Linked DNA regions of Homo sapiens: region 2 is linked to region 1. Evidence: chromatin contacts called from ENCODE Hi-C or POLR2A ChIA-PET data. All regions are on one chromosome and are shown on one strand. The core of a region is the stretch at or near the end of the contact, and the rest is flanking DNA. Distances in the headings are between cores, read along the strand shown.

Evidence for each region. A loop is a pair of places that touch in the nucleus more often than their neighbours do. ChIA-PET counts read pairs that join two places held with the same protein, here RNA polymerase II (POLR2A). Pooled maps may share reads with other maps.
Region 2: a pooled map shows a loop between it and region 1 (5-fold over the local background). The contact joins the promoter of PAX2 here to the promoter of SEC31B in region 1. A Hi-C loop is called at or near these places in 1 of 168 maps with a recorded cell type or tissue (chondrocyte) and 3 of 50 pooled maps. POLR2A ChIA-PET finds 5 or more read pairs at or near these places in 3 of 52 experiments (GM12878, Panc1 and endothelial cell of umbilical vein).

Annotation. Positions count from the first base shown.
Region 1 is chr10:100,518,202-100,522,079 of GRCh38, forward strand. It overlaps SEC31B (SEC31 homolog B, COPII component), which reads right to left and starts at 1,660. Exons shown (of 26, transcript NM_015490.4): 1 at 1,581-1,660.
Region 2 is chr10:100,743,786-100,747,663 of GRCh38, forward strand. It overlaps PAX2 (paired box 2), which reads left to right and starts at 1,797. Exons shown (of 10, transcript NM_000278.5): 1 at 1,797-2,518. The coding sequence starts at 2,476. RefSeq lists enhancers at 839-888, 1,988-2,529.

The DNA.
Region 1 (3,878 bases), core at 410-2,909:
TCAACTTCATCTTTTAATACTTTTCTCATTCATTGTGCTTCAGCCACACTAGCCTTTAATTTCCTGACATTTTCCTTCCTTAGAGCCTTTACAAATGCTGTTCCCTATACTTTGAATGCTCTTCCCTTCACTTTCGACATGACTGGCTCCTTATATCTTTCTGGGCTCAGCTTACTTCCCCAAATAAGTGAACTACCCAATCACAAAAAGCCTCAGTTTTTTTCTTCCTAGTAATTTATAATTACATATTTATTTATATTGACATTGTCAGTCTCTTCCACTAATATGCAAGCTCCATGAGAGCTGACACTGTGTCGGCTTTTGTTCACCATGTTGTAACTAGTTTCCAAACGAATGTCTGGCATATGGTAAAAGCTCGAATGTGGACATCCATTTTAACTCTGTGGTTTCTGATCTAATTCCAATGTATATTCAAGGTCCCATCCCAACAGGCTAGCAAACAGGTAGAAATGATTTTTAAAAATTACACTGAACTTGAGGAGAAAGCTTGGGACCTACTGTGACCTGCTTGAGTAAGCTATAGTCAGATCAGTCTCACCTACAAAAACAGGAGATAGTATTACTTAATCTCTAAGGTACTTTCTAGCGTGAAGAAAGTTTAAGCCTGCCCATTAAGCCAAGATTTCCAAAGCACCTTTAAACACTTGTGGCTACTATCACGTATTCTGTGACCAGCTCAACACTCTACTATACAGTCACCAGTGCCACCTGCTGGTCACAGCCATTTTAATGTTTCTGGGAAAAGATTCCCTAACAACAAAAATAGGAGCTGCGATAAGCAGCTGTGCATTTGATGTGCATATCTCAGTTAATTCTCTCAGTGGTCTTATCAGGTAAGTACTATGATTATCCCCATTTTCTAGAGATGACAACTGGCTAGGCCGGGATGTGAACCCCCATCAGCATCAAGAGCCCGTATTTCTAACCACTGTACTAGTCGCAAGTAAACCCTAGAAAGTGTTTTAATCGCTGACAGTCTAGGAACTGGGAAAATGGGCTCTTAATTCACATTGTTAAGAGGCATCTATTCACAAAAAAAGGGCCCCCGCTGGGGTCAGATTGGCCATGGGGGCGTGAGGGGGAGATGACCAATGAAATGCTCGACAGACCTGCCGTGCAGGAGGGCACCAGCTACCCTTGGCAGTCCAGTCCCTAGGGAGGACGGTCAGCACAGCCTCTTTCCCGCTGTCGCCGAAGCGCGGCGCGCCAGGGTCAGCAATGACAGACCTTCCCGCCCAGCCCAAACGCAGCGACACCGGACGGCCTCGGCTGGGCCAGGTCAGGACCAAGGCGGATGGGAAGGCGCAAGGCAGCAGTGAACAGGGAGACCCTCATCCGGCTGGGGGTTCCCGTGCGGCAGGGACAGTAGAGCCGGATCCAATTCAAGGGTAGACGTAGTGGAGGCCCCCGAGGCCCGGACCCGCGGGCAGGGCAGGCGCGGGCCGGGGGCTCCGCAGCAAGCGGGCTCCCCTCCGCGCTCTGCCGAGAAAGGAGCAGTGCTCCGGGTCCCCAGCGCAATCTCTGCTACCAGGGACCCCAGACCGGCGGGGCGAACCAACCTGTGCGGAAGACCCCGGACAAGGGTCAGGCGCGGCGGCCGGAGCCGCTCCTCTGGCAGGGCTCTCGCGCGGAGCCGGGCGCTGTGGACGGCGGCTGCGGAGGACCAAAGCGGCGCGGACCCCGGCAGGGCACCGTCGGAAACACGCTCCGCGGGCGCCGAGCCCGAGACACTGACAGACCCACGGAGAACGTTTCCAAACAGGATTATAGCTTTTAACCGGGCCTCCCTCACCTACCCTGTGATTGCGCAGCGGGTCAGATCTGGACCAGTAAGTTCTGGTCTATTCAGTTTGAGCCAGGCTCTAGGGCCAGTCTCTGAAAAGGGAAAATACTAACTCATTATCTATGTATTGAAGCGGGAGAAGACCCGGCCCTGGCCCCAGGAGCCCTCAGTGGAATCCATTTAGTTGAAAACGTAAAAAGCAATCGAGGCTGTAAATGGCAGTGAGTGTTGCACTGCAGCCCAGCAGAAACTGGTGCCCAAAACTTGGTTGAATTAAGGGCTATAAGTGTATGGAGGGTGAGACTACAGGGCCAGGGGCTTCCTGAAATATTTGAGGAACATAGGAGGGGTGTTATCCTCTGGAGCTGCAAGAACACAGGTGATATTCCAGCCGATAATGTATTTTTTATGTTGAAGAAATTGTGCCACTTCCAAATAAAAATGTTCTGTAGACAGGTCGGGTGCAGTGGCTCACACCTGTAATCCCAGCACTTTGGGAGGCCAAGGTGGGCATATCACCAAAGGTCAGGAGTTCGAGACCAGCCTGGCCAACATGGTGAAACTCCGTCGCTACCAAAAATATAAAAATTAGCCGGGCATGGTGGTGCAGGCCTGTAGTCCCAGCTACTCACGAGGCTGAGGCATGAGAATAGCTTGAACCCGGGAGGTGGAGGTTGCAGTGAGCTGAGATCACGCCACTGCACTCCAGCCTGGGTGACAGAGACTCCATCTCAAAAAAAAAAAAAAAATTCTGTAGGCAGCTTTAAATCTTAGAAACTTATGCTTAACGCATGAATTCTCTGTATTCCTGCCTGATACACCTCCAAAGATGGGGGGCCAGTTATCATGATGGAGCCCAACTCATTGTGACACGACTCCAGTTCCCTTCCATGTGGATCTGGCAATTTTGAAGTTAGACAGAAGGTAATTCAGTGCATTATCTGTGCCTAGCCCACGCTTCCTACCTACTAAGTACTCAAGTATTTCCTGAACTTCTTAGCTGGCACAACAGGGAATGAAGCCTGAGGAAAAGTAAACAGGGTTAAAAACTAAACCTGAGAGAAGGAGGCAGAAGAGTTACTGATGGAATACTCCTAAAGAAATTTGAACCAGAAGCTTAAGTCACAGTTTCGGGTAGGACATGATTAAGCCAAATTAAAAGTGCACTTTCTCAACTCACACCTCTTAAGAATTCTTGCTGGGAGCAGTGGCTCATGCCTGTAATCCTAGCACTTTGGGAGGCTGAGGCGGGCAGATCACTCGAGGTCAGGAGTTCAAGACCAGCCTGACCAATATGGTGAAACTACATCTCTACCAAAAAATACCGAAAAAATTGGCTGGGCGTGGTGGCATGTGCCTGTAATCCCAGCTACTCGGGAGGCTGAGGCATGAGAATCACTTGAACCTGGGAGGCAGAGGTTGCAGTGAGCTGAGATCATGCCACTGCACTCCAGCCTGGGTGACAGAGTGAGACCATGTCTCAAAAAAAAAAAAAAAAAATTCTTTTTGGCCTGGCATAGTGGCCCACACCCATAATCCCAACACTTTGGGAGACCAAGGCAGGTGGATTGCTTGAGCCCACAAGTTTAAGACCAGCCTGGGCAACATGGTGAAACCCTGTCTCTACAAAAAATACAAAAATTAGCCAGGTGTGTTGGTGCATCCCTGTGGTCCCAGCTGCTTGGGAGGCTACAGTGAGAGGACCGCTTGGGCCTGGGAGGTAGAGGCTGCAGTGAGCTGTGATCACACCACTACACTGCAGCCTGGGCAACAGCGTGAGACCCTGTCTCAATAGTAATAATGATAAAGAATTATTTTCACTTTGTATTATAACTGCTGGTCTCCTATGTAATATTTGAAGGTGATTACTTTGTCTTGCTCAGTTTTATATCTCCAGGGCTTATCAGTGTTTGATACATATTAGACACACAGGTGTTTGTTAAGGAAATGATTATCAAATGCTATAGAGAATGAAGACAGATAAAAAGCCAGTGGGGACCTTCAAAGAATAGCATTCCACAAGTATCCACTCCCTGACCTCACAAAAGGTCTCTCACTGCCTGCACAACTAAGA
Region 2 (3,878 bases), core at 547-3,046, 230 kb after region 1:
GAAGAGACTGACCTTAGAGGCTAGGCCCTGCGTCTTCAACCTCTAGCCCAAGGGAACCAACCTGCCTAGCCACCCAAGGGAAGTGGGATAGGGGCTGGGAGGGGCAGGCGGTGAGGAGTGTTTTCCTCCCAGACTTTACCCCGCAGGTGGATTAAGCTTATTGGGCTCTGGAGGATACAGGAGGGAGGGCAAATGCCAGGATCCCAGCGGACCCAGGCCCCACAGGAGTGAGAGGCTCAGAACCTCGTCCCGCTGAGCCTGGCCTGAGCTCCTCCTGAGGAATAAGGGCATCCCAAAAACCCGGGTACAAGACGCCCAGTAGTAGTAGTTAGGCTGAGTCAGGCAGGTGCATCTCTCCCCATGGTATCTGCCGCCCAGGCTCCGGCCAGAGGGAGGGGAGCGCGAGTCCGCCGCGCTTCCGCGGGGCGCCCGGAGCTGCAGACGGGGGCTGGAGGAATCTCGGATTCGGGCTGCAAGAGCGCTGCGCAAGCTTCGCCGAGCCGCCCTTTCGCAGACCCAGGGAAGCGGGGGGAGGGAGCGAAGGAGGGAGAGAGAGTTAAAACATCAGCTGAAGTGCCAAGATGATTTATGAGACGAGGGAAAATATTTCATGAAGATCTCCCGGATATTCTGTACTTAACCAGTTAGGAGACAAAGGGCTTCTTCTGCCTGGTGCGTGCGAGCGGACCCCAGCGAGCAAGGGAGCTAGTGCCAGAGAGAGCTGCGGAGGCTCCGGCAGGAGTGGGGACGTCCCCGTGGTTGCGCCTCCTGCGCTCGCCCCGGATCCACCGAGCTAGCAGCGGGCGGCGCTCAGCCGCGTCCGCAGCCTCCTCTTCTCCCCAGCCGGGGAGAGCCAGCCTCGTCTCCCACATCCTCTGCCGCCAGCGACCTGCAGCTCCGCACTGTTTCCCTCCCCTGTACCCCCTTCCCAGTCACCCGAGGGTTCAGAAACCAAGTCCCCCGGCTCTCCCGCCATCCGCTGGGTCCCACCGAGGCAGGTGGGTACTCGCCGGAGGTCTTCAGCTCGATTCTGAACCAAGCGTTCTGGACTGCCCAGACCCGGTGGGCAAGGGGACTGGGGAGGCCCTGCGCACAGTCGCGTGGAACGGGAGGGGACAAGACAAACTGCTGGACACTTTTCCGTGGAATGAGAAGTGGGGGGTGCGTGGGTGGGAAGGTACCTCCGGAGGGAAAGGCCAAAGGGAAGGACCAGAAAGAGAGGAAGGAAGAGCCGGGAAGGAACGGAAGGGAACTCAGAGCCGAGGGTGGTGGGGTTGGGGCTAGGGATGCGCACTGGGCCCGGGGCCGCGCGGCCCAGGCGGGCACTGGCCAGTGGATGGCAGGGCTGGGCGAGTTAGAACTGAGAGCCCGGCTTCACAGCGCAGCGCGCTCCGAGGCCCTCTGTCGTTACCTGAATATTCATTAGACTGACCGCTCTTTATCCTTATCTAGCGTTTATCTTATCGGCGAGTTTCGTTTCTCAGTGTAGTTTTAATCCCGGGCTCCCATTCCCCCTCCCCCGGTCCGCTCCCCTCCCTCCCTCTTCCTTCGCCGGCTGCTCCCTCCCTCCCTCCCTCCCATTTCTCCCTCCCCTGCCCTCCCCTAGCCGGCACCGGAGTGACAGGCTCGGGGCCCTCCTCGCCGAAGCTCGGGGCTCCAGCGCTGGCGAATCACAGAGTGGTGGAATCTATTGCCTTTGTCTGACAAGTCATCCATCTCCCGGCGCGGGGAGGGGGAGGAGGTCTGGAGGGGGCTTTGCAGCTTTTAGAGAGACACACACCGGGAGCCGAGGCTCCAGTCTCCGGCCGAGTCTTCTCGCAGCCGCAACCCACCTGGGGCCAGCCCAGAGCTGCCAGCGCCGCTCGGCTCCCTCCCTCCCTCCCGGCCCTTCGGCCGCGGCGGCGTGCGCCTGCCTTTTCCGGGGGCGGGGGCCTGGCCCGCGCGCTCCCCTCCCGCAGGCGCCACCTCGGACATCCCCGGGATTGCTACTTCTCTGCCAACTTCGCCAACTCGCCAGCACTTGGAGAGGCCCGGCTCCCCTCCCGGCGCCCTCTGACCGCCCCCGCCCCGCGCGCTCTCCGACCACCGCCTCTCGGATGACCAGGTTCCAGGGGAGCTGAGCGAGTCGCCTCCCCCGCCCAGCTTCAGCCCTGGCTGCAGCTGCAGCGCGAGCCATGCGCCCCCAGTGCACCCCGGCCCGGCCCACCGCCCCGGGGCCATTCTGCTGACCGCCCAGCCCCGAGCCCCGACAGTGGCAAGTTGCGGCTACTGCAGTTGCAAGCTCCGGCCAACCCGGAGGAGCCCCAGCGGGGAGCGCAGTGCTGCGCCCCCCGCCCCCGCGCGCCCCGCAGCAGCCGGGCGTTCACTCATCCTCCCTCCCCCACCGTCCCTCCCTTTTCTCCTCAAGTCCTGAAGTTGAGTTTGAGAGGCGACACGGCGGCGGCGGCCGCGCTGCTCCCGCTCCTCTGCCTCCCCATGGATATGCACTGCAAAGCAGACCCCTTCTCCGCGATGCACCGTGAGTACCGGCGCCCGGCTCCTGTCCCGGCTCGGGGCTCTCCGTCCCAACCCTGTCCAGTCCCAGCGTGGCCCCGGCCCCTCGCGCTCAGGTCCCATCTTGGAGGCCTCCCTGGCTTCTGGTCCCTCTTTTCGTTCTTTCTCTCCCTCGCCCGGTGTTTCTAATGCCTCCAGTTTCTCTCCTGCCTTCTGTCACCCATTCTTACCTCTCTGTCTGCCTGCCTTCCTACCTTCCCTGATCCCTATCACCTGCCTTTGCTCTTTCTATCCGCTCCTTCTTAGGTCATGGGATCCACGGCCTCGGAGCCCTGGTTCCAGCCACCCTCTCCCTAGTCAGCCTCTTGCCCTGGGCTGGGGGGCAAATTAGCAGGCAGTTTTCAGGGTGTTGTTTTGTTGTTTTCTCTGTCTTTTCTCTCTTTCTCTCTTCCTCTGTTTGCCTCCCTCTCCTGTCTCCCCACATCTTTATCTTTCTCAAACTTAAGAGTCGTGGGGTCCAGGAGACTCCAAGAGTATTCAGCCTCAGTGTCAGGACAATTGGGCAGAAGAGTGTGGGGGTGGGGTGCCCCCTTCTGACCCTCATCTCTCAGCATCTCCAGGCCCTTCCAGCCCAGCATAGGCTTCTTGTGGGTTGGTTTGAAATATTTTCTTCCTCTTCCTTTCTTTCCCACCCCCCTTCCCTTGCCTTCCCTTCCCTTCACATTGGGAATCCCAGGTTGTCAAGACACGATGGTCATCTTTCCCTGCCTCTGCCTGGGGGATGCTCTAAAAACAAAGAGGGGCTCCGAGAAGAAATCGAAGTCAGGGAGAGAGCCAGCAGCGCAGCCTTCCAGGTGGGCCCCCGGCAGAGTGCAGCTCTGCTCTCAGCTCTGGAGGCTCCTTGCCTAGACTGCCGACTCCCCATTGAGGATCACGCAGCCAGCAACCTGGCCAGGGGGTCAGCAAAGAGCAAAAAATGAGGGGGAAAGAACAAAAGGAAAGCAAATGCCAAAGCTGAGGAGAAAGGAAAAGAGAAATCCAAACACGGGAAAGGAAATTAAAGAAAGAAAGTTGACATGATGTTACAGAAGAAAAGGGAGAAGGGAGAAAAAAATAGAGAAAAGAGGGAATTATTTTAATAAAATTTGAATTTATGCCATGTCTTTAGCTTGAAAAACTATTCTGAGATTTTTTTTGCAGGCTTTTTTTTTTAAAAGCTAAAATTCTAAATAGAAAACTCCTCCCTATCTGCAGATTAATAATTAAGGATAATTTGTAACTTTTCACAAGGAAACTTTAGACCCGGCTTGGACCTGTGTTTAGGACAAGAGAGCCGAGGAGGGAGAGCTGTGTTTTTCGCTAATCATATATTTAGCGTTGCGGGG